Linked DNA regions of Homo sapiens: region 1 is linked to region 2. A link is an interaction called in ENCODE POLR2A ChIA-PET data of the cell type or tissue named here. Cell type or tissue: B cell. All regions are shown on one strand. Each heading gives the region's core, and the rest is flanking DNA. Links, peaks and the distances in the headings are about the cores only. Region 1 overlaps LOC105377067 (a long non-coding RNA gene). Region 2 has its middle 35 kb from the start of CCR2.

Evidence for each region. Peaks named below come from ENCODE experiments on the same cell type or tissue, not always from the same donor. Only the 100,000 strongest peaks of a DNase experiment are listed, where the experiment ranks them.
Region 1: POLR2A ChIA-PET joins it to region 2 with 5 read pairs; 2 of 35 experiments call an interaction of 5 or more read pairs at or near these places.

Annotation. Positions count from the first base shown.
Region 1 is chr3:46,182,698-46,198,117 of GRCh38, reverse strand. LOC105377067 (a long non-coding RNA gene) reads right to left here. Exons shown (of 2, transcript XR_940805.3): 2 at 8,029-9,186. Among named protein-coding and RNA genes, the nearest start is that of CCR1, 18 kb to the left of the region's middle. RefSeq lists enhancers at 6,029-6,248, 10,440-10,579. In B cell, for the core only: no CTCF peak of the experiment used is centred there; DNase peaks (open chromatin) are centred at 10,177 and 11,027; H3K4me3 peaks cover 1,243 bases; H3K27ac peaks cover 627 bases.
Region 2 is chr3:46,311,738-46,327,157 of GRCh38, reverse strand. It overlaps the pseudogene UQCRC2P1. Among named protein-coding and RNA genes, the nearest start is that of CCR2, 35 kb to the left of the region's middle. In B cell, for the core only: no CTCF peak of the experiment used is centred there; a DNase peak (open chromatin) is centred at 5,537; H3K4me3 peaks cover 986 bases; H3K27ac peaks cover 1,784 bases.

The sequences.
Region 1 (15,420 bases), core at 9,124-14,123, 130 kb after region 2:
TTTCAGATATATTTGCTATTAATTTCTAATGTAATTCTGATGTGACTTACACAATTTGAATAATTCTAAATGTACTGAGGTTCCTTTTATGGCTCAGAGAATGAGCTATATTAGTAAATGTTCTGTGTGTATGTAGCCTAGGTTGGTTAATGTTCCATGAGCACTTGAAAAGACTATGTGTCTTGCATTATAATATTTAATAAATGTCAGTTGGGTCAAGTTGGCCAATAGTGTTGCTCATATCTTCTATTCAATACTAATTTTTTGCCTCATTGTTATATCAGCTAGCTAGATAGAACAATAAGTTGCCTTGTTAAAATATTTAATTATGATTATGGATTTGTCTGCATCTTCCTTTATTTCTGTCAATTTTTGCTTCATATATGTCCGAGCTCTATTATATGAAAGACATATAAGACTATTCTGTCTTCTCATTGACTCCTTTGTCATTAAGAAATATATCCCTTTATCCCTGGTAATAGTTCTTGTCTAGAAGTTTACTTTTTCTGATATTACTGCTATTCTAACTTTTTAATGCTTCTTCTTCACATGGTACAGTCATTCGTCCTTTAATGATGGGGATACATTCTGAGAAATGCACTCTTAGGCTATTTTGTCATTGTGTGAACATTATAGAGTGTACTTACACAAACCTAGATGGTATACCCTACTACACACTTATGCCACATGGCATGTCCTATTGCTCCCAGGCTACAACCTTGTACAGCATGTTACTGTACTGAATACTGTAGCCAATTGTAACACCATGGTAAGTATTTGTATACCTAAGCATAGAAAAGGTACATTAAAAATACAATAAAAAGGATTTTTAAAAGGTACACCTGCATAGGATACTTACCATGAATGGAGGTTGCAGTACTGGAAGCTGCTCTGGGTGAGTTACTGAGTGAGTGGTGAGTGAATGTGAAGGCCTAGGACATTATTGTGTATTACTGTAGACTTTATAAACTGTACACTTAGGCTACACTAAATTTATAAAAAACAATTTCTCCAGTGATAAATTAACCTTAGCTTACTACAACTTTACTTATAAACTTTTTAATTTTAAACTTTTTGACTTTTTTATTATACTTTTTTGTAATAACACTTAGCTTAAAACATGCATTGTACAGCTATACAAAAATGCTTTCTTTCTTTATATCCCTATTCCATAAGATTTTTTCTATTTTAAAAAATTTTTAACATTTTTACTTTTTAAACTTTTTTGCCAAAAATCAAGACACAAACACACACTTTAGTCTAGACCTACACAGGATCAAGATCATCATTATCACTGTCTTCCATCTCTACATCTTTTCCCACTGGAAGGCCTTCAGGGGTAATCACAGGCATGGAGCTGGCGTCTCCTATGATAACAATGTCTTCATCTGGAATTCCTCCCGAAGGACCTGCCTGAGGCTGTTTTACAGTTAATTTTCTTTTTATAAGTAGAAGAAGTGCATCTTAAAATAACAATAAAAAATTCAGTATACTGAATACATAAGCCAGTAACATAGTCATTTATTATCGTGATCAAGTATTATGTACTGTATATAATTGTATGTGCTCTATTTTTATGTGGCTGAAGTGCAGTAAGTTTGTTTACAACAGCATCACCACAAACACGGGAGTAATGAGTTGTGCTACGATGTTACAACAGCTCTGTTGTCACCAGGCAACAGGAATTTTTCAATTCCATTATAATCTCATGGGACAACCTTGGTATAATCAATCCATCATTGACTGAAACATCATTATGTAGAACATGACTGTATATCTTTTTCAGTACTTTTATTTTTAAATATATGTTGTTTTGTTTTTTAATATAAAGGGAATCTCTCGTAGAAAGCATGGCGCTCAATCTTCTTTCTCATCCAGTCTGACAACCCCTTTCACTTGAATTATTTAGTCTATTAACATTTTATGTAATGATTGATATTATCAAGTTTAAGTCTACTACAGTACACTTTGTTTCCTATTTGTATTTTGTTTTCTCTATCTCTTAATTTTTTTTGATTATTTGAAAAATGTTTAGTAGTCTATTTCAGTCCCTCTATTGACTTTTTAAGCTATACCTCTTTATATTATTGTTGTAGTGATTTTCTGTAGGGATTTCAGTATGCATCCTTAATATATCACAGACTATTTAGGATTAATATCGTGCCATTTCATATAAAATGTAAGAACCTCCTCTCATTCTCTGTATTGTTATCATGTATTTTACATTTACATATATAGAAAACCTCATAATACAATGTTATTATTTTTATTTTAAACAAATTCATTTTTAAAAAGACATCAAGACAAAAAATGTAATCTTTTATATTTATCCAAGTTTCTATCTGGTGTCAATTTGCCTTAGCCTGAATAACTTCTCTTACTATATCTTGAGCATGAGTCTGTTGGCAAAGAATCTGGTATTTTTCACTTATTTGAAAATGTCTTTATTTTACCCTCATTTTTGAGAGATATTTTTTCCAGATACAGCATTCTGAATTGGCAATATTTTTTCTCAGTCCTTTAAAGAAATCATTCTACTGTCATCTGTACATCATTGTCTCTGATAAAAAGTTAGCAATTGCTCTTATCATTGTTATCTCCTACGAAATGTGTTTTTTTCCCCCCTCTGGCTGCCTTTAATGTTATTCCTTTCCCTTTTTTTTTTTTTTTTAGCATTTTTTGCTTCATTTGTGTTTATTATTCTTGGTGTTTATGAAACATTGAGTTTTAGGTTGATTTTCCCCCAATTTGAGAAATTTGGGGCCATGATTTCTTCAAATACATTTTTTTCCCTGCTTAATTATCGCTTTCTCTTCACCTTTATATATACCAGTTATACAGTGGGTCCCCCCTTAACTGCAGTTTTGCTTGCTGCAGTTTCAGTTATCCCTGGTCAACCATGGTCTAAAAATATTAAATTGAAAATTCCAGAAATAAGGAATTCATAAGTTTTAAATTATGCGCCATTCTGAGTAGCATGATGAAATCTTACACTGTATTGCTTCATCCTGCCTGCACATGAATCATCCCTTTGTCCCATATACCTACACTTTATTTGCTACCTGCCCCTTAGCCATTTAGCTGTCTCAGTTATCAGGTTGACGCTTGTGATATTGCAGTACTTGTGTTCAAGTGACCCTTTTTTAACTTAGTAATGGCCCTAAGAGTAGTGATGCTGGCAATCTGGATATGTCAAAGAGAAACTTGAAAGTGCTTCCTTAAGTGAAAAGGTGACCTTGATGTTCCTTGGCTGGGATTTGGCACTATCAGCAGTTTCAGGCATCCATTGAGAGTTTTAGAACATATCACCAATGGATAAGGGTACTATACCTTTATTAGACTGCTTAATTTTGTTTCATATCTCCTTTTAAAACTCATTTTTTACAGTAATTTATATTCATTTCTTGACCTTTCTTCTATTGTCTCTACTAGGTTGTTAAGACCCTCCAATTTATTTCAGATACTGTAATTAACAGTTCTAGAATTTCCATTTGGTTCTTTTACATAGTTTCCATTTATCTACTGAAATTCCACATCTGTTCATTCATTATGACAATTTAATTCTTTAAGTCCTTGATTATAATAGTTGATTTAAAGTCCCTAATTGCTAATTACAACTTCCCAGTCATCTTGGGGTCTGTTTCTATGGACTTTTTTTTAGAATTATGGCTATAATTCTTTTTCACATCAATTACTTTTTTATTGCATGTCAAGCATTATAGGTGATATGTTGTACGGAGTCTGGACTATTATCTTCCTTTAAAAAGTGCTGGGTGTCATTTTGTCAGGGTTGTAAAATCATTGGTGCTTCCTTTCAGTCTCATCAGACTCAGTTTTATGTTTTGTTAGGATGTGTCTATTTCAGATTTGGCTTTAGTTTTAGGGCTTGCCTTTACTCTAGGGCTGTGGTCTTCAACAACAACAGCATCACCTGGGAACTTATTAAAAATACAAATTTTCAGGCCCTACTTCAGAGCTACTGAATCAGAAATTCCAGGGGTGAGACCCAGCAATCCGTATTTTAACAAGTGTTTCAGACGACCCTGGTACATGCTGACATTAAAAAACCACTGCTGTAGGGCATAGCCTTTGCTCATAAGAGGTGGCAGAGAAGTCTATCCACCCTGACTGGGAATTTTCTCTCAGCATTGTGCAAACCCCGGTATCCCATTGTTCAGCTCTCAGCTCCTCAGTAGCCACACACTTATACCTCAAGGAGTCTCACTTTCCTCTAGTGCAATCCTTCCTTCAGCCAAGGATCCAACAGAAAATCCCTGTGGAGACTTCTGAGCCTCTTCTCTATGGAGCTGCCTTCTCTCCAGTCCCCTGCCCTGAAAATTGTAGCTGCTTCAGCAACCCAGGTCTAATCTCTGCCTCCTCAGCTCAGTGAACCCTCTGCTCTGCCTGGGCTCCATCTCCCTGTACTACCACAGGAAAATGTTCCTTTTCTCAGGGATACGAGTCCTCTATTTGCTGTTGCCCAATACCTGAAAATAGTTGACTCATACTTTGTCCAGTTTCATAGTTGCTTACAATGGAAAGGCAAATTTGGCACCAGTTACTCCATCATGACCAAAAGCAGAAGTCCTATTCTAAGGTTTTTTAATATGTGTCATTTTCTTTTTAATGTGTCCTAAAATATATGTATTGTTTTGTATGTAGTATTTTTAATTTAGGTAAATGATATATGTTTCTTACTTTTTTTAACATCGTGCCCAGCTTGCCTGATCATCTATGTTGCTATTTAGAATATTCAACCCATTTCTTTCACCTGCTTCACAGTACTCCACAGAGTATATCTTCCACATTCTACTTATTTACTCTCCTAGGCATGGGAACCAAGATTGCCGCCAGCTCTCCACTCTGGCAAATACAATTACAACGTTCTTGTACAGAGTTGGACTGGAAATGCTAGATCACAGGGAGATGTAAATGAGTTCAATCTATGTAGCCACTAACTGTGCAAAAAGGTTCCTCTCCCCACATCTTTACCAACACTTGGCATTATGCTGCTCTCTAATCTTTGCTAGTTGAACAAGTAACGTGACTCTCATAGTTGCTTCATTTTGCTTTTCTCTGATTACTGATGGGTTTGAACATCTTTTTATAAGCTTTTGAGTTTCTCCTATAAATTACCTGTTCGTGTCTTTGACCATTTTTTATTGGGTTTCCCGCTATTTCTTGTTGATTATCAAGAGTTATTTACATACTCTGGATTTTAATTTTTTATTGCTTTAAGATATTGCAAATAACTTTTATCATTGTCTTATATGTATATTACTTTGTTTATGGTATCCTTCATTAAATAGAAATACTTTTGATGTAATAAAATTTAAATTAAAATTCATTAAATGTTGTCTTTTGGCTTATACTAGCTCAATGTAGTTTAAAGGCTCCTTTCTCACCCTTAAGTACAATTGTTTTTCTATTTTGTCCTATATTTTCTTCTATTACCATAATAGTATTTCAATTCTTATTTAGGTCTTTATTCTGGTATGTAACTATGGCAAGTCACTTAACTTCTCAGAGACTCATCGTCTCCATCATTGAATGGAGTAGCATCTCATCTAATGGGGTTGTCATGAGGATGAAATGTCTTAATGCATGTAAAGTGCTTAAAAGAGTGCCTGGCACATAGTACCATGTAAGTGATTGCTATTATAATTAAAATAAATGTATTTAAGTATAATGTTTAAGTAACAATGCAATATGTGAAAATATAGCAAAAATCAAAAAGGTAATTCTAATAATTAAAGCTTGAGAAACATGAACCAGAAGGAATACATTTTGATTTTCCCAGAGTGGAAGGACTCAGCATCAAGTCAATAAGAAATCCTGATGTCGGCTGATTTTACATTTCCTTCCCTTCACACTCATTTCTCCCCTTAATTAGCTACTTAAAATGATACACTAACCCCATTGATAAGTAACATCTTTTATCATGAAATTCTTTGAGAAATTTTTGAAAAAAGAAAACTGATTTTTAAGTCCACAGCTGTTGCTCTGTGCAGACCTAGTTCAGTACAATAAAATCTCAATGTTGTGTAAGAATCTGGGCTTGACAGGGTTATCCAGGTCTGAAGTTGCCCAATATTTATTTCTGGTCCTTTCATTTCCCATTCTCACTTTCTGTGGTAGGAGCTGAGGAAGAGTGAGAAGACTGAAACGTGGGTGGCATGAAAGGAACAAGGGTATTTACTAAGAAGAGCCTCAGGCTCGTGTTCTGACCCCACTCCTGGGTGCTGCAACTCCTGGAAGCAGGCAGGGTGCTATCCAGGATGCTCCTGACCCCCTGCTATGCCTCCATAATTGGAAGCCTTGCCCGTCTGCATTTCCTTACCTAGAGTTTCCATCCAGTTTTAGCCCTGCTCTACCCACCTGGAGCATCTCAGTGCCCCCACTCCCATGAGTGAGTGGGCTTGCTTGCCCTGTGCTAAGGCTTTGAGATGACTTAAGGCACAGGGACCCTGAAGCCAGGAGCTGTGATGTTCTGAAGCTGCCAGCAGACCTTTTGGACACAATTAAATTATAGAAACCTCTAAGTGTGTTCCCCCAAGAGAACAAGAGGAAACAGAGTTCTGGGAGCCAAGTATTGGAAGGAGAAAAGGAGAATTTTCCCGTAAATTTTATTTATCCATTGATTTGTTTATTCATCCATTCAAATGTCACTCATCCACCCACTCATTCACTCATCCCTTCATTTGGTACAAGCCCCTTGAATCAGACATCAGGGGTATGAAGGCCACTTGAAGAAGGACCTGCCACCCCACCATGCACTGAAGCTTCCCCTGTGCCATGGTGGGCAGGAGCCACCAGAGGAGTTGCTGGAATAAGGTCACTGCGTTCTCTAGACTGTCAGGGACTCGCTGTTTGGCCCTGGATACACACCAGTGAATTTCTTTGAGCTTATGCTCTCTCTATTCGAGAATATCTGTGGTGTCTAACTTCATCCAGCTTTCAAGAGTCTCCTCTTGACCAACAAAGGTTGGTTATAGCTTTTGTTTGAAAGCGTTGAACAAAAGCATTGTGTGTTGGCTTTTAATTTAGCAAATCTAAAATTCATTTGTAGAATAATCAGATGAGACAGTCTAAGTAAGTTTCAAAAAAGAACAGTATTGTATTGGGGGAGAATTTGCTTGTATGCTGACATACACTATACAGCCTGAACTATAAAGATCCTGTACCAAAAAATTTTAAAGTGTAATAAACTAAAGATTAAGACAAAGATGCCAAAGTATCAACTCTCCTAACATATAAGGCAATTTTACGAATCAATAAGAAAACTAATAATATATTCCAATTATTTATTTGCTTATTTATTTATTTATTTATTTGAGACAGAGTCTCACTCCGTTGCCCAAGTTGGTGTGCAGTGGTGTGATCTCGGCTCACTGCAGCCTCTGCCTCCCGGGTTCAAGAGATTCGCACATCTCAGCCTCCCGAGTAGCTGAGATTACAGGTGCACGCCACCATACCCGGCTAATTTTTGTACTTTTAGTAGAGATGGCGTTTCACCATGTTGACCAGGCTGGTCTTGAACTCCTAACCTCAGGTAATCCACCCGCTTCAGCCTCCCAACATGCTGGGATTACAGGCCAATAACTTATTTAAATAAACAAAGATACAAACAGTCATGGAATAAATGCAATACCCATTAAAATAAAAATACTAATCATACTAGTAATAAAACAAAATGTCAATTACAATGAAATATTTCTTCTGCCTGTTAAAAATGGTGAGGAGATTTTATTTTATTAATGGAAATACCCAGTGCAGTTAAGAATGTGGCAAAATAGCCACTGCCATGTATTTTTTATTGGAATATAAATTAGTGCATTATTTCTGAAAAGCAATTTAACAATAGTTATCAAGATTGTTTAAGAAGTTCATTTGGTAATACTGCTTCTAGAAATCCATTTTAAGGAATATTGACAGATAATAGCAAAATGAAATACAGCTGGAAAATTCAAGGACTGGAGGAAGATTAAATTCGATATTGGTAAATTTGGTATATGATTCAGATATAAATAATTTTTAAAAGAATTTTTATTGACATGGGAATACACTCATAACATTGTCAAATTAAAAAAAGGGAAATATAGAATTCTTCTGGTCCACATTTTATAATATATGTGGAGAGTACAAAGACAGGAAAAGAATACACCCAAATCAGCATGGCACTCTGTGTATCAGAAGCAATATGAGACAAGGCTATGGTTCTCAAACTGTAGGGGCCACAGTGAGTTCACAGGGGTGCCATGGAATATTTCCAGTTTTCAGAGGATATACATTGATAGCTGACCCTTCTTGGACACCTTGGGAACTACTCGATTGAGGAAGTTCACAGTTCGAACATCAGATTGCAGTATATTCCTTTCACAGTTGTCATATCTTTCCAAAGCTGGGTTTTCAATGATTGCTTTGAGGTAAAATGGTGTGGGACAGAAAATGAGGGCAACAGTGTCCAACTTGATTCCAAGGTTGGAGAAGTTGGGCCTTGTCCAACAGGCACATATCCCATCGGCACTGCTTATTTAAGAGGAAAATCAAATATTATTTTTTCTTTCAATGTATGTATATTTTCTTTTCAAACAGCTATTACAAACATACCTACGTCATTTGGATCTAACCACTTAATTAATGGAACTGTTTGGTATTTCTTTTGGCCCAGGTGCACTAAGAAGAGAGTACTGAGAAATTAAGGGCACCACACGCAGAGAAAGTTTGGGGACCCCTGAGCTGAGGGATTTATTTAGGAGTGAGATTATATGCAAAGTGAGAGCTGGCGGGCAAGTCTCTCCGGGCTGTCCCCTCTGCCTGCAGTGTTGAGTGGGAAGTCTCTTCAGGTCAGCCACTCCAGCAGTCAGGAAGGAACGCCAGCTGAGGATGTGAGCAAGGATCAGATGGCACCTGTAAGGACAAGCGAGATCCTACACGGAAACTACCCGCCTTGAGGACAAACAGGAGGTTCATCTGTCTCTCGCGGCATCCAGCCACTACCTCGCTAGGAATCTGCAGAGGAAGCTGCTGCATTCACCATGGAGGTTCACATGCGCCTGGCCCAGGACTTGTACTTCCAGAGGGGAGCATGGGAGCCGGAATCCAGTGGGTCCAGGTGCCGTCCTACGCCAAAGTGAGCCTGCAGATAGACTGCAGTGTGCACAAGCCACCACAGGGCCCCGGAACCTGCTGGCACATTCACAGCGTTACATTACAGCTGTTGCTCCATTCTCTCGTGAATCTCAAGTTAGTTATATAGATCCCCGGGCCTGTGCTAACCTGGAACCCTACTGACAGTGAGTTCTGGGAAATGTAGTTCCCGTTTAAACTGACATTGTATAAAGTCATCGCAAATGAGTGATGTTAATTTTCTTCTGTATGCTTTCAGTGCTATCTAACTGAAAAAAAAAATACATATATTTTTTTAGAGCAGGATCTCACTCTGTCATCCAGGCTGGAGTGCAGTGGTGACCACAGTTCACTGCGGTCTTGAACTCCTGGACCCAAGAGATCCACCCGCCTCAACCTCCTCAGTAGCTGGGACCACAGACCCATGTCACTACACCCAGCTAATACTTTATTTTTATCCTTTGTAGAGACAGGATCTTGCTTTGTTGCCCAGGCTGGTCTTGAACTCCTGGCCTCAAGGGATACTCCTGCCTTGGCCTCCCAAAGTGCTGGGATTACAGGCATGAGCCACCAGGCTGGCCTATCCAACTTTTAAAATGGCCACATCATAAGAAAAACTATTCTTTGTGAAAAGAAAGAAAGGAAGGAGAAAGGGCAAGAAGGAGAAGAAGTCTAATGGGGGGAAAGTTGGGGAAAGAGAGTGAGAAGGAGACAGAGAAAAGAAAAAGATGAGCAGTTGCTTCTTAGAAGAACACAGTGGGATGAACATTCCGGGGTAAGGGTGTGGAGTGAATGAAGGCCAGAAGCATGACTCTCTCTGGGACCTGCACAAAGGTTAGTATGACTCCCGTCATGTGCAGGGGAGCAGGAGTGAGAGGGGGAGCATGGGGCAGTGAGTGGGCTGACTGGGACATGGGGCCAGAGCAGGAGGCTGTGATGAGTCACTGAGCTTGAGTCTCCACTTCATGAGGTGACTCCCAATGCACACTCTGAGCACAGAGTTTAAAAAGCAGGTATTTGTAAGCCAGAAGTCCCTGTGTAAGCACTTTCACATCTCTCTGAGCCTCACTTTTCATAGTAATAGAAAGGGGTACTTTAAATAATGGTAATTATATTGAATAAAGGTCTTGCCAAATAGTGACAGTTGCTCAAAACCCTCTTATCCCCATACAACTTAGTGCCCTTTCTCCTCCAAATCCCCCATGGCTCACTGCTCTCCCAGATCCCAGGCCTCTGCTGCTTCCCATTTGTAACAATGTGGATAAAGCTATGTGGGCTCCACAGAGCTACAGATAGGCATCTAATAACTACTTATTAAAAATATCTATTGGCCAGGCATGGGGGCTCATGCCTATCATCTCAGCATTTTGAGAGCCCAAGAGTTTGAGACCAACTTGGGCAACATGGCAAAACCCTGTCTCTACAAAAAATACAAAAATGAGTCACTCATGGTGGTGCACACCTGTAGTCCCAGCTATTCAGGAGGCTGAGATGGGAGGATTGTTTGAGCCCTGGAGGTCGAGGCTGCAGTGCGCCATGATCACACCACTGCACTCCAGTGTGGGTGACAGAGTGAGACCCTCCCTCAAAAAAAAAAAAAAAGCATCTGATCCAAAGTGGCCCCCTAGTTTTATTTGCACTTCTTACAAGATTTCCTCGAAAGGAAGATCAGATATATTTATCTGAAACAGTGTCACACTCCAGTGATTTCTTTGCAGTACTCTTATGTACAAGACACTTTCAGGAAGCTGACACATTGTGGCCATTCACACTTGACTTCCACTGCCTGTCAAGACAACTATTTTCCTCCTCAGCATTTGCTTAATTCTATACTTGGTTCTTGAGAGGGAGAAAAAAAAGGGGGGGAAGTCACCTCTATAATTTAAATTTTGTATATGTGTTTTTGCAAAATTGCAGAAGTTCAAGCTGCTTTATACTCTATTTGTCAAAACTTGATTTTCTTTATCATTAAAAGGAAGCAAGGCTGGCGAGGGGGTTGTCTGAAAGTAAATGTGATAGACACTACTAAATGTGACCACAGAAAGGCTTCAAGGATGTTGCCCACAGCTGTGTTCCTAAGGAGAGAGAACTAGAAACTCCCTAGAGATACAGCATTCATTTATAGCGATGAATAAAATAGACTGTTTCTGCTTTTTGTTTCTTTTTTGCATCTTTTGTATATATTGAGGGTAAAAGAGAGAAAAACAAGAAGCAAACAAAAATAAAACAAAAACCCAGGAGATTGGTTAAATTGATTTAGTGATATGCTAGAGCCAGCTTGTAGCAATTCATAAGAATCAATGGTGTGACTTCTTCCCAACTCCATATGTTATGTCATGTAGTAGCTTTAAATTAAACACTGTTGGAATATTTACACAGGGAAATTGGCAAATACTACAAATCAGGGCTTTTTTAAAAGAGATGATTGTCAAATATTTACCAGGACCTCACTGTTTATAGTATGTTCATAAAATAAAATATTAAGCTATTATCATATTAACTTCTAGAAAAACATTTCATAATATAACTATGTGTATGCAAAAAAAATGACCTTGGACCCTCACCTCACACCATGCACAAAAATTAACTGAAAACAAATCATAGACTTAAATGTAAGAGTTGAAACAATTAAACTTTTAGAAGTAAACATAGAAGTAAATCTTTAGGACTTTGGGCCAGACAGATTTCTTTTAAAAATGTGATTTATAAATGAAAAAATTGATAAAATAGACCTCATCAAAATTGAAAACCTTGCACTTCAAAAGATACCATTAAGAAAATGGAAGGACAGGAAAAACACTGGGAGAAATATTTGCAAAACACATTTATGATAAAAAGCTGGTACCAGAATTTAGAGAGTGCTTGTATAACTCAATTGTAAAAAAACAATCAAAGATAGATGCATGCTCTCACTTATAAGTGGAAGCTAAATAATAAAAACACATGGACACAAAGAGGGGAACAACAGACACTGGGGCCTACTTGAAGGTGGAGGGTGGGAGGAGGGAAAAGTTCAGAAAAAAATACTTATCGGGTACTATGCTTAGTACCTGGGTGAGGAAACAATCTGTACACCAAACCCCTGTGATGACACGAGTTTACCTACATAACAAACCTGCACATGAACCCCAGAACCTAAAACAAAAGTTAAAAGAAAAAAAATAGCCATAAAGCCTCAATTACATGGAGGAATAATTTTTGATTTCTTTGAGGTATATTGCATAGCTTGGTGAATATAGTAAATAATAATATGTTGTACATTTCAAAATTGCTAAGAGAGTAAATTTCAAATTTTTTAACACAAAATGTAAGTACTTGAGGTGATGGATATGTTAATTAGCTTGATTTGATTATTCCACATTGTATTTATACATTATAACAAAACTTTGTGTACAACAATAGTTTGTCAATTTACAATTACAAAATAAAAATTAAAAATAATAAGCAAAAAATATTAACAGACATTTCACCAAAGAAGATACATGAAAGGCTAATAAAGTATGAAAAGATGCTCAACATCATTAGTCATTAGGGAAATGCAATTGCAAATTAAAGCCACAATGAGATGCCATTTCACACATACCAAAAGGGCTGTAATAAATGAGACACACAACAGCAAGTGTTAGGAAGGGTGTGGAGAAATTAAACCCTCATGCATTGCTGGTAGGGATAAAAAATGGTATAGCTGCTTTGGAAAACAATTTAGCATTTTCTCAAAATGTTAAATATAGAGGGTTCATCTGACCTAGCAATTCCATTTCTAGGGATATATCCAAGAGAAATGAAAACATATGTCCGTAAAAAAAATTGCACATGCTTACAACAACATTATTCATTGACATGGTTTGGTTCTGTGTCCCCACCCAAATCTCATCGCAAATTGTAATCCTCAAATGTGGGGAGGGAGGGACCTGGTGGGAGGTGATTGGATCATGGGGGTGGTTTCCCCCTGCAGTTCTCATGATAGTGAGTGAGTTCTCACAAGATTTGATGGGTTTAAAAGTGTTTGGCAGTTCCCCCCTTGTACTCTCTCTGCCTGCCACCAGGTAAGACTTGCCTTGGTTCCCCTCTTCCACCAGGATTGCAAGTTTCCTGAGGCCTCCCTAGACATGTGGAACTGTTAGTTAGTTAAATGTCTTCTGTTTATAAATTACCCAGTCTCAGGTAGTATCTTTATAGCAGCATGAGAACCAACTAACACATTCATAAAAGCCAAAAAGCAGAAACATAAATATCTATCAGATGGCAAATAAATAGACAAAATGTATACCCATACAATGGAATGCTATTGGGCAATAAAAAGGAGTGAATCACTAACACATGCTGTGTGATGAGTGAACCTCAAAGCAACTGCTGAGCAAAATAAGTCAGACACAAGAAACCACATGTTGTGTGATTCCATTTACATGAAACATCCAAAAAGAATACATTTATAGAGGCAGAAAGCAGATCAATAGTTGGCTGGAGCTGGGAACAGAGAATAACTGTAAATCGGTATTTATAGGTTTCTCTCTTTTCCTTTCTTTTTTTTTTTTTTTTTTTTTTGACACAGTCTCACTCTGTCTCCTAGGCTGGAGTGCAGTGGCACAATCTCAGCTCACTGCAACCTCTGCCTCCCAGGTTCAAGTGATCCTCCTGCCTCAGTCTCCCAAGTAGCTGGAATTACAGGTGCCTGCCACCATGCTAGATTAATTTTTGTATTTTTAGTAGAGATGGTGTTTCATCATGTTGGCCAGGCTGGTCTCAAACCCCTGACTTCAAATAATCCGCCTACCTTGGCCTCCCAAAGTGCTGGGATTACAGGCGTGAGCCACTGTGCCCAAACTACATGTTTCCTACCTTTAAGACTAAAGAGTTGTACCAAATCACATAAAAGTCCATAAATTCTGTAGATGATCTCCAGTGCTCCTGGAAGTATTCAAATGCTATGAATTATGACTTCTGCTTGTGACCAAGATGGAGCAGCTTTGTTTCCTCCCAGGTCCCTTTTCTTACAACTTTAAAAACCCCTGGACATTACAAAGCATAGGAAGACTGAACAGTGGGGAGAAAGGTGACTTCCAAAGAACTTTGGGACTTGAGAAATGATGTGGCACTGAGTTCTCTGGGTTTGCTTATTGCCTCACATATATTCTGGACATAGATAGGGCTACAGGAGCCTCCAACCTGGAACTGCCAATAGGCACAGATTTTTTAAAAACTACAAGGAAAGCCTCTTCCCCCTAACCAAAAGCCTGGGAAAGGGGTGGCCAAACTAGAGAAAACCTTTGTGGCACTATGTGTGGTACTCCAGCCAAATACCCACAGCAAAATCTCACAACCTTCCCTCCTCCACAGCACGCACACACACGTAATTTCAGCGGGGCCAAGCAGGAAGCTGCTTTCCATCCTGCCCAGCCTGCACATGTGGAAGTGGGCAGCAGTGCTTCTCTGATTACTCTGCTCGATGGTGCCAGTGTCAGCAGGGCCCACAGGGATGCTAACCTTCCATCCCCCATATGGCAGAAGTAGGCTGTGCTCCAATTCTTCCACTGGGTGGTGTTTAGAGGGGCGGAGCAGAGAGCTGATCTACCATATTCTGCTCTGTGAAAGCAGGCAGTACCCAGAGATCCCCTGCCAGGACCAAGGTAGCCATGTTAGCAGGGTTCAGCAGTACCCTGAGCCTCCACCTTCACCCAGCATTAATGAGACTGAACAAAGCAATGCAAATTAGGTCTAGTAAGTGCAAGTGCTCCACTTTCCCCCCATGCCTGGTCTCAGTAGGGCCCAGTGGGGAACTAAACCTCCCCAACTACCCAGCAGCAAAAAGGCTGAACAAGATGGCATGAAGGAGAGCTGGTAGGCTGTCTTGTCTCCCCACCTCTTGGTGTCAGTGGGGACCCAAGGAACTGATCCTCCACCCTGCCCAGCATCAACGAGACTGAATAAAACAGTGTGAGGTAGGGCTAGCCACTTAACTTTTCATCTCCCCTACCAGTGTCAGGGAGTCCCTCCCCTACCCAGCAGGGAGCACAGCTTACACCTCCACTCAAGGGAGGCAGTGTCTGTTGGTGTCCCACTTTCACCCAGAGGTATCGCCAAGACCCAAGGTATCAGGGAGACCCAGTGGGGAGCTGAACTTCCACCACACCCATCTTTAAAAAGGCAATGTGAGTCAATCCTCTATTTTTGCCAGTGATGTTAGTGGGGCCTAGCTGGAAAATAAACATACACACTAATCTGCTCCTCACACTACACTTCAACAGAGGGACTATTCGAAGGAGAAAGGAAGAAGAAGAAGAAGAAGAAGAA
Region 2 (15,420 bases), core at 3,641-8,640:
CAACCTAAGCCATCATATCCCCTGTGAGCTGCACTATACATCCAGATGGCCCGAAACAACTGAAGAACCACAAAAGAAGTGAAATAGTCAGTTCCTGCCTTAAGTGATGACATTCCACCATTGCGATTTGTTCCTGCCCCACCCCAACTGATCAATTGACCTTGTGACACTCCTGTCCCAGAAAAAGAGTCTCATGATTTCCCCACCCAGCACCTTGTGACCCCTGCCTCTGCCCACAAGAGATAACCACTTTTAACTGTAACTTTCCACTACCTACCCAAATCCTATAAAACTGCCCCACCTCTATCTCCCTTTGCTGACTCCTTTTTTGGACTCAGCCCACCTGCACCAAGGTGATTAAAAAGCTTTATTGCCCACACAAAGCCTGTTGGTGGACTCTCTTCACACGGACGCATGTGATAGTTAGTGTCTGCAAATTAACCTAAGCTCCAGACTGTTCCAATACAACTTTAAGCAACTGCACATAATGTTTTTCTTTAATAGACAAATTCTTCCCCTTGTTACCCTGATTCAGAAAATTTCCCATTCCCAGTACTTCTTTAAAGCACTGCTCCCAGTATCTCTTTAGGGCACTGATCAGTACCTCTTTAGGTAACTGACCTTATATCCGCTGCTGGCAGACTCGTCCCAGGGTCCCTGTTCACCTTGTCAATTTCTGTTCCTCTGCTCCAGCAGACCTTCTTCGTTCATGTCCTCAAAGTCCCATGTTCGGATGACACTTGTTGAGAGCCTGATTCTGTTGCTGCTCAGGGCACCAGTATATAACCCGCACGGACCTAGTGGAACTGAACAAAGGGGGCAAATGTGAGAATAAAAGACAAGAGACAAAAGAGTATATTTGGAAGAAGGGGTCAGGGGGCAACTTGCCTCTAGTGGACAAGGGCCCTGAGCTTTACACAGCCCTCTGTATTTATTAGGCAAAAAAAGATAGTGAGAAGGGGGATGGAATAAGGTGCCAGCTGCCCTGTCCAGAGTAGGCTTGCAAGACTGCATTCTCTAGATGTTGCAGTAGATTACCTCAGGCACCAGGGAGTGATTGCCTCCAACAAACCTTCTGTTGGCAGGACCAGTTGTGAGTTTGCTCACATCCTGCATTCGTGATAAACAGTTTGCTGTTTGATCATATAGCCTCCAGTGGAATGCTGAGTTGGTCATGTCCCATGGGACTTTGGCTCCCTACACCTTATGGCTTGGTGCTGTCCTCATGAAAGTAAGTGAGTTCTCAAGAGATCTGGCTGTGGTAACTTGTGGCACCTCACCCTGCACTCTCTCTCTAGCTTCCTTTCTCACCATGTGATGTGCCAGCTCTCCCTTAACCTTCTGCCTTGAGCAAATCTTCTTGGGGCCTCTCCAGAAGCTGAGCAGATGCCAGCACCATGCTTCCTGTGAAGCCTGCAGAATTATGAGCCAATTAAACTTCTTTTCTTTATAAATTACCCAATCTCAGGTATTTCTCTATAGCAATGCAAGAACCACCTAACACATACCATTTGATTTCTTCATGAATCATGGAATTTTGGATTGTATTTTCATTTTGAATAAAATAGTATTTTTGGTCTTTCTCTCCCCACTTAGCTATTTTGTGGTTTCTTCATCTAGCCCACTTGCCCAGACTAGTCCTTGTGTGAGTGGTTCAAAACACTTGTCCTGAGAGGATATTGGGGGTATAACAGATGGCCTGTTTTAGTGCTTGGTTTCCAAACGATGTCCGGGTCCTCCTGCCTCTTTAGGTCTCCTGCTCTGTAAAAGATATAGCCCTGGTAAGGAGCCAGCAGCAACTCCTTCTTTCAGGAGTGTTAGAGCCTCATCCTAGCTTTTGAGTTTAAGCACTGAGGCTGACTCCAATCCCCTTCTCTCAAGCATGTACTTTTAATAACTGCTATCATTGGAATATTTGTCTCATCAAAAACTCATGCTGAAATTTAATCCCCCATGTGGCAGTATTGAGAGGTGGAGTCTTTAAGAGGTGTTTGGGTCAGGAAGGCTCTGCCCTCATGAATGAATTAATCCATTCATGGATTAATTGGCTAATCAGTTAATGGATTAATGGGTTATCATAAGAGTGGGACTGATAGCTTTATAAAAGGAGGAAGAAAGACCTGACCTAGTATGCTCAGTCCCCTCACTGAGAGTGGTATGCCCGATACCACCTCAAGACTCTTCAGAGTATCCCCACCAGCAAGAAGGCACTTGTCAATTGCAGCCCTCAACTTTTGACTTCTCAGTTTCCCTAACTGCAAGACATAAATTCCTTTTCTTTATAAAGCACCCAGTTTCAGATATTCTGTTATAAGCAACAGAAAGTAAATGAAAACAGTACCTATTACCCATCAGAAACCACATTCCTACCTGCCATTGTCTTCTTCCAAACCTGGGCTCAACAGGCATGTGGTTTAGCCCTGCTTACCACCTTAATTTTCTATTCCACTTCTGGTTCCTTAAGGTATTGTTTTAGAGCCTGAATTTGTCTTTTTGGAGAAAATTTGTCTTTTGGAGCTCAGAAGATGGCTCAATGACTTTATTCTCTGTTGTGCTATTTCTGATTTCTGGTGTGCAGTGGTTAATATATATCTATATCTTCACAGCACCAAGGGCACAACAAAGGTTGAAGTTACTGAGTCATCTTGACCAGAAATCAATGTGTTCAAAGAACTAAAAGAAGGTCAGTGTTCCCAGAGCAGAATTAGCTGGGGGGAATGTAGTGTGAAGGTGTGTGGAGCTGGAAAAGACCAGACCACATAATGCCTTGTTTAAAAGAATTTAAATGTAAGGTAAGCTCATAAAGGCTTTTGAGGAGGAGCATGCAGAAGGGAATCAAGAAACTCTGTCTCCCAGAATCCTTCTCCTTGTATATATTTTATTTGACTTCCCCTTTCTGTATTAGGGATCACCAAAGAGAAAAATTTGCCTATGATTCAGAAGGCAGACGGGAAGAAAGGCCATTATTCTCAGAAGATTGTGGCAGCTAGACACAAGGGAATTTAGCCTTCTCTCTCAGGTCTTGCTTCACTGTCAATAGAACCCGGAGTTTTATTGTTCATAAAGTATTATCTCAGGGCCTCATTTCATTACCTGGGGCTCTGTGGGATGTGAGACTACCTAGGAGATTTTTATTATATTTTTACCATCTTTTCCTCTCTGATTCATTAACTTGGCCAATCAAAATCAGGTGGATGAGTGTGGATGAGTTTACAGAGATAAATCAGTCATGTGTAATGACTAGCCCTTGGAATATTTCATTAAATTATCCTCTATAGCTTCACATTGACCATAATAAGATGTTTGTCCTTAAGAGGATGACAAATGTGTAAAGCTGGAGAAATTTTAATACAAAACAACGTAAGATAATAGCCACAAACGCAGACATCTGTGCTTTGGAGAGCTGAGAGGAGGGAAAACCTCTCGATGGGGATTTCATGAAAGGCTTCATGAAGGAAAGGGCATTTGAGATGAGCCCTGTAGGATTTTTAAATCTACAGAGATGGCGAAGGAGGACATCGCAGGTAGAAGAAATGGAAATGCATGAACAAAGACATGGAGAAAGAAAGTGGAAAGCATGAAGTATGTGGTGGAGGCATGTCACTTAGGACAGGCTAAAACGTTAGACTGGTCCATGAAGGTCATGGAAGACCTTGAATCATAAGTTTAGGAGTTTTAGGCAATGAGGAGGAACAGAAGATTTTTAATTCTAACCCTGCCTTAAGAAATTGGTGCTTTGGTAAGGCAAATCTGGTGGAGATAAGAAGTCTAGATTAAAGCCAAAGAAACCAACTGGGCGGATGAGTTAGGAGGCGGTTATGTGTTACCTGGTTTGAGCTAACTGGAGAGAAGGCAGTGGCAGAGGAAGAAAGGATAAATGTAGATTAAAAGCTAAAAGGGAAACGAATGGGACTGTGTGTATGCTATGGATTAGGAATATCAGTGAAGATATTGGAGTCAGAATTTCAGTTCGTATTCATTTGCCACATATGCCTGATTAGCCTTGCAAATTAGGGTGTCCAGAGCTTCACCACTCAAAGGGTTGTCCACACACTGGTGGCATCAGCATCACTTGGGACCTTATTAGAAATGCACTTTCATGGGTCCCCACCCCAGCCTACAGAATCAGAAACTCTTGGGGTGGGACAATCTGTGTTTTAACAAGCTTTCCAGGTGATTCCAATGCACACCAAGATTTGAAAACCATTGGTCTAAAGAGAAGGGGTTTTCTTAGTAGAAAGTATTAGATGTACAGTCAAGAGCACTGGGTAGGAGTCAGTGCTGCCCCTCTGTGATCTGGATGACCAAGTAGAACCCACAAAGCCTCCCTGGGCAGGCAAGCCCAGAAGCCAGACAGCCTACATTCTAAGCACAGCTATGCCGAGCTTACCTGGTGGTCCTGGGAGGGCAACTTGTTCTCTCTGAGACTCAGCTTCTACCTGACAGGATTGTATATAAGGACGTAGAAGATGGGAGTTCTTAGTATTATTATTTCCTCATCAATTACACAATTGACCTAGCACTCCATGCTTCTAAGAATGATCTGAAAGGACACTCTAGTTGTCACCATTTTATCGAGAAGTGACGTGCCTTGGGGAAGCTATGCTGGTTTATAAGGCAGAAGACTCAATTGCAGTTTTGATCCTGCCCTCTCTGGACCTGCCACCCCAACAATCATTTACTCTCTTTTGAACCTATCTTTGAACCCATAAAACAGGTGTTTCAATATCTGACTTTCTAGCCTCACAGAGATTTTGAGAAGACTACCCTCAAATTTAACAAGAGCATAAAGCTCTTTTGTAAATTGTGAAATACATGTTAGTTATTATTCATGCTATTATAATGAAGAAAAGGAATATTATTTCTTTGATCAGTGGATCTCAAACCTTAGTGCACCAGAATTCCCTGGTGGGCTTGTTAGGACTGGCCTGCATTTCCAGAGTTTCTGATTGCATAGATCTGGGGTGGGGCTGAGGAGGGGCACTTCTGATGAGTTTCCAGGTAATGTTGCTGCTGATTGGGTACTTTCTCTGAGACCCACAGACTGAGATGTAAACCTGGTACTGAGGAAAGCTCAAGGAGAGTTGCTAATCCAATGTAATAAATACATCATGTTGATATGGGGGGTCCAGAAAAAAAGAGCCCTGGAGAGATGTCAGAAAATGACTTTGTAGCTTTGTCTCTGATCCTATTAGCTCGGTGACCCTGGGGGAGCTCCAGAGGTCTCTTATCCTGTGTTCCTCTCTAAGATGGGAGGGATGAACACAGACAATTTTAAGAAAAACCCTTTCAGATCTAACACACCTTTAGTCAAGAAATTACCCAGCTCTCTAGTTCAAGTTGTCTGAATTCTCAACCAGAAGAATGCAGAGATCTATTTTTCTCAAAACTTTCCCATTGACTATTTTTCCCCTTTTTTGATGGAGTAGTAAGGGAAGAGGGGGCAGTTCTGGATTTTCTCTGTAAGACAATTTAATTTCCATTCCTCTTTTCTTTGTAACTAGAATTTTACCTTCCTCTTTTGGTTTCTTACTTCTGAGTCTTGCCTTCTCTGAAATGTTTCAGTTCCCTCTCATGTATTTTTAGACCAACTTTCTATCTTTCAACAGATGTGGCAAGCATACTTTTTGCCTAGCTCTTTAGGGGACAGGACCCCAGAAGAAGACCCCCTTCTGGGAATAGACATGAGAAGGGTCCCCAAACTCCATCCTTTCAAGGCTTCTGGTTTTAAGTGCTGGTTTTGGGTTAATCTTATAAACGAGGATGGAATCTTCTTGTGAAGTCGTTAATTGGAGTAAAGGAAAAACCATTTCATTCCGTAATGTTCAGTCAATTTTGATTAAGATTTTTGGCCTCTTCTGGGACCTTGCTTTATTTTTCATTCTTTCCTTTGCCATTTTTTTTTTCTTTTGAGACGGAGTCTCTCTCTGTCGCCCAGGCTGGAGTGCAGTGGCGTGATCTCGGCTCACTGCAAGCTCCACCTTCCAGGTTCACACCATTCTCCTGCCTCAGCCTCCCGAGTAGCTGGGACTACAGGTGTCCACCACCACGCCCAGCGAGTTTTTTGTATTTTTAGTAGAGATAGGGTTTCACTGTTTTAGCCAGGATGGTCTCGATCTCCTGACCTCATGATCTGCCCGCCTCGGCCTCCCAAAGTGCTGGGATTACAGGCGTGAGCCACCACGCCCGGCCTCCTTTGCCATTTTTTAACACCTATACAAAACTAAAAGTATATTCAGCACACTCAATATATTATACCTGCCAGATACTTCTTATCCTCTATCTTTTCATTCTAATCTCTCAGAATTGCTGCCAACTAAGTTAATAAAATGGTCTCTTGCTTAGAAAACTTCTGAAGTTCTTTAACCTTGAGAACATATTACAAAGTCTTTCAGGCCGTGAAAGACTGAAAGCTTTGGCTCTAAGATTGGAACAAGACAAGGATGTCTACTTTCACCACTTCTATTCAACATGGTAGTGGAAGTCTTAGCCAGAACAATTAGGCAAGAAAAAGACATAAAAGGCATTGCAACGGGAAGGGGTGGAGTAAAATTATCTCTGTTTGTAGGTGACATGATCTTTTATGTAGAAAACCCTAATGATTCATAGAATAAGTCTGTTAGAACTAACATGAATTTGTTAAAGCTGCAGGATACAAAATCAACACACAAAAAATGAGTTGCATTTTTATGTACTAACAATGCACAATCCCCGCTACCACCAAATTAAGAAAACGATTCAATGTGCAATAGCATCAAAAAGTAGAAAATACTTAGAAGTATACCTAACCAGGTAGCAAAAACTTATACACTGAAAACTACAAAAGTAGCTCAAAGAAACAGAAAAAATAAATAAAAATAGCCTAGTTCATTGATTGGAAGATTTAATGTTGTTAAATGTCAATACTACCCAAAACAATCTACAGATTTAATGCAATCTGTTTAAAAATTTCAATGATTTTTTTTTTTTTTTTTTTTTTTTTTGCAGAAATAGAAAAATCCATCCTGAAATTCATATGGACTATCAAGGGACCTTGAATAATCAAAACAACCTTGAAAATGAACAAAGCTGGAGGTCTTACGATTCCTGACTTCAAAACTTACTACAAAGTTATGATGAGCAAAATGGTGGTACTAGAATAAAGAAAGACATAGGGACCAATAGAATAGAATAGAATAGAATAGAATAGAATAGAATAGAATAGAATAGAATAGAATAGAATAGAATAGAATAGAGAGCCCAGAAATAAACCCTCACATATATGGTCAAATTATGTTTTACAAGGGTGCCAAGACCATTCGATAGGAAAAGGACAGTCTTTTCAATGAATGGTGGTGGGGAAATTGGATATCCACATACAAAAAGTAAAATAAAATAAAAATTGGATTCTTATTTTATACGATGTACAAAAATTAACTCAAAATAGTCAAATACCTAAATACAAGAGCTGTAACTACAAAACTCTTAGAAGGAAGCATGGGAAAAAGCTTTATGACATTGGATTTGGCAACAGTTTCTTGGATAGGACACCAAAAGCACAGGCAACAAAAGAAACAAAAATAGATTAATTGGGCTTCATTCAAATTAAAAATTATTTTGTATCAAAGAACACTATCAACAGAGTAAAAAGGGCAATCCATGGAAAAGAAGAAAATATTTATAAATCATATCTGATAAGGGATTAGTATACAAGAGGTATAAAGAACACTTTCAAATCAAAAAGAATAACAAAAAGCAACTGGATTAAAAAATGAGCAAAGGACTTGCATAGACATTTCTCCAAAGAAGAAAATGGCCAATAAGCACTTGAAAGATGCTCAATATCACTGATCATTAGGGAAATATAAATCAAAACCACAATGAAATACCACTTCATACCCACTAGGATGACTATTATCTAAAAAGCAAAAAATGGCCTGGGTGCAGTGGTTCATACCTGTAATCCCAGCACTTTGGGAGGCTGAGGCGGGTGGATCACTTGAGGTCAGGAGTTCAAGACCAGCCTGACCAACATGGTGAAACCTCATCACTACTAAAAAAAATGCAAAAATTACCTGGGCGTGGTGGTGGGCACCTGTAATTCCATTTACTTGGGAGGCTGAGGGAGGAGAATCACTTGAACATGGGAGGCAGAGGTTGCAGTGAGCTGAGATCACCCTGCTGCACTCCAGCCTAGGTGACAGAGTGAGACTCTGTCTCAGAATAAATAAACAAATAAATAAGAAACAGAAAATAAAAAATGTTGGTAAGAATGTGGAGAAATTGGAACCTTTGTGCATTGCTGATGGAAATGTAAAATGATGTACACTGTGGAAAACAATGTAGCAGTTCCAAAAAAATTAAACATAAAATTACCATATGATCCATATAAACAATGAATTGAAAGCAGTACTCAACCAGATGTCTGTACACTCAGGTTCATAGCAGCATTTTTCACAATAGTCAAAAGATGGGAGGAACTCAACAGTCTGTTGATGGACAAATGAATAAAGATGTTATTTACAGATACAACAGAATATTATTCAGCCTTAAAAACAAAGAAAATTCTGACACATGCTAAAATGTGGTTGAGCCTTAGGAGGTTGTGCTAAGTCAACTAAACCAGTCATAATAGGGCAAATGCTGTGATTCCACTTATATAAGTTACCTAGAGTAGTCAAATTCATAGCGACAGAAAGTAGAATGGTGATTGCCAGGGCCTAGAAGGAGGGGGGGAGAGGAATAGTTAGTGACTAATGACAACAGAGGTTCAGTTTTGCAAGATGAAGAGTTCTGGAAGTAGACGGTAGTGATGGTTGCACAACAATGTGAATGTAGTTAATGCTACAGAATTGTACATTTAAAGTGGCTAAAATGGTGAATTTTATGTCATATATATTGTACTACGATTTAAAAAATCAGACCAAATTTGACCATGTTGTAAGTGGGTAGAGCTGGAAGGGATCTTTCTGGTTATGTGGTGCAACCCACCCATATTACAGCTGAAGAGACTGAATGAGGTCCTGAGACTGGCATGACTTGAGCAAGATGATGTAGCCACTAGCGACAGAGCCAAACCAGTCTTCTAATACACTACACTAAACTCTCATGTGGTTTCTTCAACTAGCCTTCTTGCATCTGACTCCATCACACCTCCTTGGTAAAAATACAAATGCCTAGACCCTATCTTATTTCAGAGAACCTGGGCATCCAGATGATTCTGATCAACACCAGCGTTCAAGAACCATTGCACTAATGGGTAACTTCAGATGCTTTAGGGGATGAGCTCTAGGCTGTAGGAACACGGCCAAGCAACTCATCCACTGGTCAGAAGCAAGGAGGTTCATTTTCATCCATTCCTTCAGTCATTCAACAAACATTGAGTGTTTACTATGTGCTAGGTGTGATTTTGAATACTGGTGGCATGAGTTTACAGAGATAAATCAGTCATAGGTTCTTCCCTCAAGAATTTCACAGTTTAATGGTGAAGAAAGATACTAAATTGATAATTGGAATAACGTGATCAGTACCTGAAGCTCACACTTTCAAAGAAATAAGACATCCACATTTATAATCCACCAAATCTTCAGGGAACAGCTATTCTGGGTCAGGTGGTAAGGTTACAGAAATGAATAGGACAGAGTCCCTGTCCCCTGGAAACTTCGAGGCTAGTGAATGAAAAGGAAATGTGAACAGGTTGGCTAATTATGGTTCCTTGGAGTCCTGGATGATAACTAAGAGAAGATAGGACTTTTCTGATTCATGGATGCTTGGAATTGATGCCTGGTGAATCACCATGGAAACAGGATTGATTCTCATTCATGAAGATAGTTCTAACAAATATTTTTAAGCACCTAATTAATATTTTTTCCAGCTCTGTCCCAGTTATGCTCTGTCCATGGTCATAATCCACATCCCACAGAAAATCAGATAGTCTGTTTTCACGTTGCTGATAAAGACATATTTGAGACTGAGCAATTTACAAAAGGAAGAGGTTTAATGAACTTAAAAGTTCCACATGGTTGGGGAGGCCTCACAATCATGGCGGAAGGTGAAAGGCATGTCTCACATGGTGGCAGACAAGAGAAGAGAGCTTGTGCAGGGAAGCTCCCCTTTATAAAACCATCAGATCTTGTGAGACTTATTCAGTATCGTGAAAACAGCATGGGAAAGACCTGCCCCCATGATTCAATTACCTCCCACTGGGTGCCTCCCACAACACATGGGAGTTCAAGATGAGATTTGGATGGGGACACAGCCAAACCATATCACCAGAGGAGGGGAGAGTTTTGATGTTTAATGATTTTAACAGGGTTCCATGTTCTTTTGACATTCCATGGCCTATAACACTACTGGTGTTGTCCCCAACCACTCCAGCTCCAATGTCATAATATTTCAAATCCATATGGGTCCTAAGTCCTGAATTACAAAGGCTTTATGCTCCACAGGAGGGAAATGTGCATCTTGCCTTTCCTAGAAGCCTGCAGCTCACTTCAAGTGGAAAGGAGTCATTCCTCTGACTTCTGTCTGCTTTAATGGTAAGGCCCAGAACTACATGGCCAAAATCTGGGTTGTGACAAAAGTTAGGTAGGACTCTGGGGTCTTCAGCTGTAAGTGCTGTTGTGATGAGCTTAGTAGTAAGGTCATCCACCTGAAGTAGCATGTGTTTCAATCTCAGCCTTTGATTTGTTTCAGCAAACATAACCAAATGAAAAGAGGAAGGTATTATTTCTAACTTCAGGAATGAGGAACCAGTGTATAACACACATTCAATAAAGCATTACCACCAAGCATTAGACATTTGTCATTTTTTATTTTTAAAAACAATGAAATCATTGTATTTGTGAGCACTAAGGATACTATTTCACACACTTTTCTTTTTACATCTGTAATTTTCCCTTGGCCCTATTCTGTACCAAATCCACAAGAATTTCCTCCTTCTTCTCCTATATAAAAATCCATTTTTTCTCTTGCATTTGCTCTAAAGTAATTCATGAAATTATCCAATGTGGTATCGGTTGTGGTGATGAGCTGGTAAGTGCTGAAGACTGAGGGAGGTGCTGTGAGGACTGACATATTGAGGCTCCCTGTCCTTAAGAAGGATGCTCTCTGGGGAAGGAGGTGAATTTAACAGACCTGGAGGGGCAACCAACAATCCTACATTACCTTATCTGTAGAACAATGAAGCTCTGATTTATGCATAAGACTGCATTGTACTTCATTTATGTTCATGAAGGATACTGATCTGTTGTTTTCCTACACTGTCTCTGTATGATTTTGGTATCAGGGTAATGCTAGTTTCATAGAATGAGTTGGAGAGTATCTCCTCCGCATCAATTTTATGAAAGACATTGTGGAGAATTATTACTGTTTCCTGTTTGATTGTCCAGTAGAATTTACCATTGAAGCCATCTGGGTCTAGAGTTTGCTTTGTGGGAAGACTTTTAACTATAATTTCAATTTTTTTTTTTTTTTTTTTTTTTGAGACGGAGTCTTGTTCTGTTGCCCAGGCTGAAGTGCAGTGGCGCGATCTCGGCTCACCACAACTTTGCCTCCCAGGTTCAAGCAATTCTCCTGCCTCAGTCTCCTGAGTAGATGGGATTACAGGCACGCACCACCAAGCCTGGCTAATTTTTGTACTTTTAGTAGAGACAGGGTTTCACCATGTTAGTCAGGCTGGTCTCAAACTCCTGACCTCGTGATCCGCCTTCCTAGCCCTCCCAAAGTGCTGGGATTAAAGGCTTGAGCCACTGCGCCTGGCCTCAATTTTGTAATAGCTATAAGACTATTCAATTTGTGAGTATTTTAGGTGAGCTTTGGTTGTTTGTGTCTTTCAAGAAATTTGTTTTATCTAAGTTGCCTAATTTATAGTCATAAAATTATTCAAAGTATGCCCTTATACTTTTTATATCTGTAGGATCTGTAGTGATATTGCCTCTCTCATTCTTAATACTGGTAATTTGTGTCTTCTCTCTTTTTTACTTGATCAATCTGGCTAGAGTTTTATCAATTTTATAGATCTGCTTAAAGAATCAGCTGTTTGGTTTGATTTTTTTCTTTTGTTTTCTATTCATTGATTTCTGCTCTTATCTTTATAATTTCCTTTCTTCTGTTTACTTTGGCTTTAGCTTATCCTGCTTTTTCTATTTTCTTAAAGTAAAAGCTGAGGTCATTGATTTGAAACCTTTTTCATTTTTTAAGATAGGAATTTGGTGCTATCAATTTTCCTATAAGCATTTCTTTAGTCTTATCCCACAAATAGATTTCAATTTGGAGTGAAGTAAAAGCAAAACAAATGCAGAAATATATTATCTTGGAAAATCCTTAGGACAAAAATGGGAGATAGATCATCTGCCATTAAGTACAACACAGTCATTCAGGACCTTTGAAGTTGGTTATGTGGTTGGGTTGCTAGTAGGGACTAGGGTACAGTCAAACCTCTGGTCACAAAGCTGAATGGTAACTGTGGTTTCTGAGAAAGGGCACCTTTTCATAATTTGCCTGAAAGGATCCTACAGCTGCTCTGTCAATGTTTGTTTTCATTATTGGAAAAGATCACTTCTGTTTTGTTTTTTGTTCAGCTTAAGAAGTGATTGGCTCACTTTGAGGAACCTTATAAGAAAAAAAACAGATATCTTTATGTTGAAGTTTTCTTATCAGATGAGGCTGGATAATAATCTGTGGCCTGTCAAATGTTGTAAATATTTTCTTGTAATCTACCTTGCTTAACAAGTTGCCTATATATTTTTTTCTAGGAAAGGTGAAAAAAAAACAAAGAAAGATTGCTTATATTTTTAACTTATTTTTATCATATTTGTCTTCATTTATTCATTTATTACTTCTGTGTTTTGCTTAGTAAGACCTTTTCTATTTCAAAGGAATAAAAATATTCTTCTTTTTTTTCTAGTAGTTTTAGAATTTTATTTTTTACATTTAAATATTTCATCTGTCTGGAATCTATTTTTTGCATATGATACAAAGTAGGAGTTTCACTTTATTTCTCACCAATGTATAACCAATTTTACCCAACACCATTTATTGAATAACCCATCTTTTCCCAACTGATTTGAAGGACCATCTTCATTATACGCAAAGCACCTATAAATATATGAGTTTCCTGTGACTATCTGTCTTATTTTGTTCACTTGCTTGCTCATTTCTGCCCTCATGTTAATTACTATTGCTTTATAATACATTGTGGTATCTGGAAGGATGAGATTTTATTCTCTTTCTTTTTCAAATATTGTTTGGTCCCTCACATTTTATTTTCCACGTAAACTTGGAATCACTTTGTCTAGTTTTTTAAAATCCTGTTGAATTGCATTGAGTTTATAATTTAACCTGAGGAGAATGAATATCTTTACGATAGCAGTCTTTCTATCCAGGAACATGGTAGGATGCTACATTTATTCAAGTCCTTTTTTATGTGATTCTGTTATTTAACTAATTAGATTTCATTCCCAACTTTGTGCTAATTGCCATTTCAATAAGGCACATCTTTAGCATCCTTATTCAAGTAACTTATAAATCATTGACTGGAAAATAGTTTGATATAATGCATTACAGCTTACTACTAAAGACTGTCTTTGAGAGTAAAATTAACTCATTAGTCAACTATCCTTGGATACTGCTGTTAAACTAGTCTTCATTTCTAATTTAGCCTAGCCATCCCACAGGATTCAATCCAATCCTATCCAGCCCAATTCAATCCAATTAAATGGACCTCTCATTACTTGAGTTCCACATGCTAAGGTATGTATAGGCAGCAGAGAGTCTGCCAAATATCTTGTTGTCAATCAGCTTCATCAGGCATTCCTGGAATTATCTATCAAGTAATTTTGTTGACAAAGGGAAATGTGGTTGGTGTGGCATGAACTGTTTTTAGTGGATATGTGCTGTCCTATAATGTAAGAATTGGTTGCTCTGCTGGAGGAGTATGGTGGCACTAGGCCAAGGGATTAAGCAACAACAAAACTAGGGATGGGCAAGTGTAGTAAAACTGGGAAGTTGTTGCCTAAGCATGCATGAGAAGAAGTTAACCAGAAGCTCATTGGCATTGTAGACAGACAGCAGGGAGATTCAGTCAGTGACTGGGGGTGGAAATGAACAAGCAATATTCAAGAAGTTCACAAACTTTGGACATTGAGTTTAGTAGAATGTGTAAGTGTTTGTTTCGTAAGTCTCTTACGGTCTAGCCAGAGGAAAAGGACATAAAAAATAAACAGGAACTTCCAGGAAGATAGAGTAGAAGTATTTTTCCATATTTCTCCTATTAAATATGACTAAATCCCTGATCTAAAACAAATAAGAAAACTCCAAAAGGTGGAGCAGATTAGCTAGAGACGTTGGGACCCAAGAAACCATACGGTAGTAACATCACTGGATTTTCTCTGTGTCTCACACATCCCAGACTGTGCTGGAGAAGCTAGGAACCTGGAAATACAACAGGTAAACACAAAAAAATACTTCCAACAAAAGTCTGCTCTTTCTAACCAAAGGGCTAGAAAGACAGAAAACTTTTGGACCTCAAATACTCCACTCTAGCCAAGCAGTACAGAGACAGCTATGGCCCCACACCCACCCATGCTGCTAAAGGCCCATTGGGAGCAAGACTTCCACCCTCGACAGGCTATATTGAGGCCTTCAAATCTCTCTTCACTCCTGTAGCAGGCTGGTATCAGCGAAGGCCAGGTAGGGAGCTGGGGCTTTCATCCCTATCAGGCAGTAATGTGGCCCGCTTCCTCCTCCCTGTAGCATCAGTGGGACAATGTGGCAAGTCTGGACTTCAGCTCCCACCTACCAGTAACAAAGCTTCCTTCCCACTCCCTACTCGGGTTGTTTTAGAGCAGGAGGGCTAGTGGAGAGGCAGGACATTTGCCACCACCCAAAAGTAATGTAGTATCAGTGGAGGCTTCATGGGAATAGTAGCAAGCCACCAGGACAGTATTAGCAGAAACTTAGTGGGGGGACTCCCACCCTCACCAGCAGTAACAGGAGCCTCTCCCCACTTTGGGTATCAATGGAGACCAAGTGGATAATGGACTTCTACCCCTACCTGGCAGTAATGAGGCAGTGCCACCCCTTTCCCTGCCAGAGCAGTGTCAAAGGAAACGAGCTAAAATAGAGGTTTTAAATAAGAAATAGAAAATATAAAGAACTACATGGAAATTATAGAAAATACATTTAAAAACTTGCCGAATGGTCCTTTAAGCCAGAAGTTACTATGGGTCACGAACAATCTTGAGACTTTATTCCCTCTTTTTGAGACTTTATTCCCTCAAAGTTGCCCCCAAAGTTAAAGCCACAGCTACCCCCATAGGAGTGGCTCCACATCATCAGGACCTTGAGATCATCAAATTTCCAAATGGTTTTATGATTTCTCCTTTGGAAAACTATGCCCTGCATCAAGAATTGGTTTGTTCATTAAAGCAGGCAGTAGCT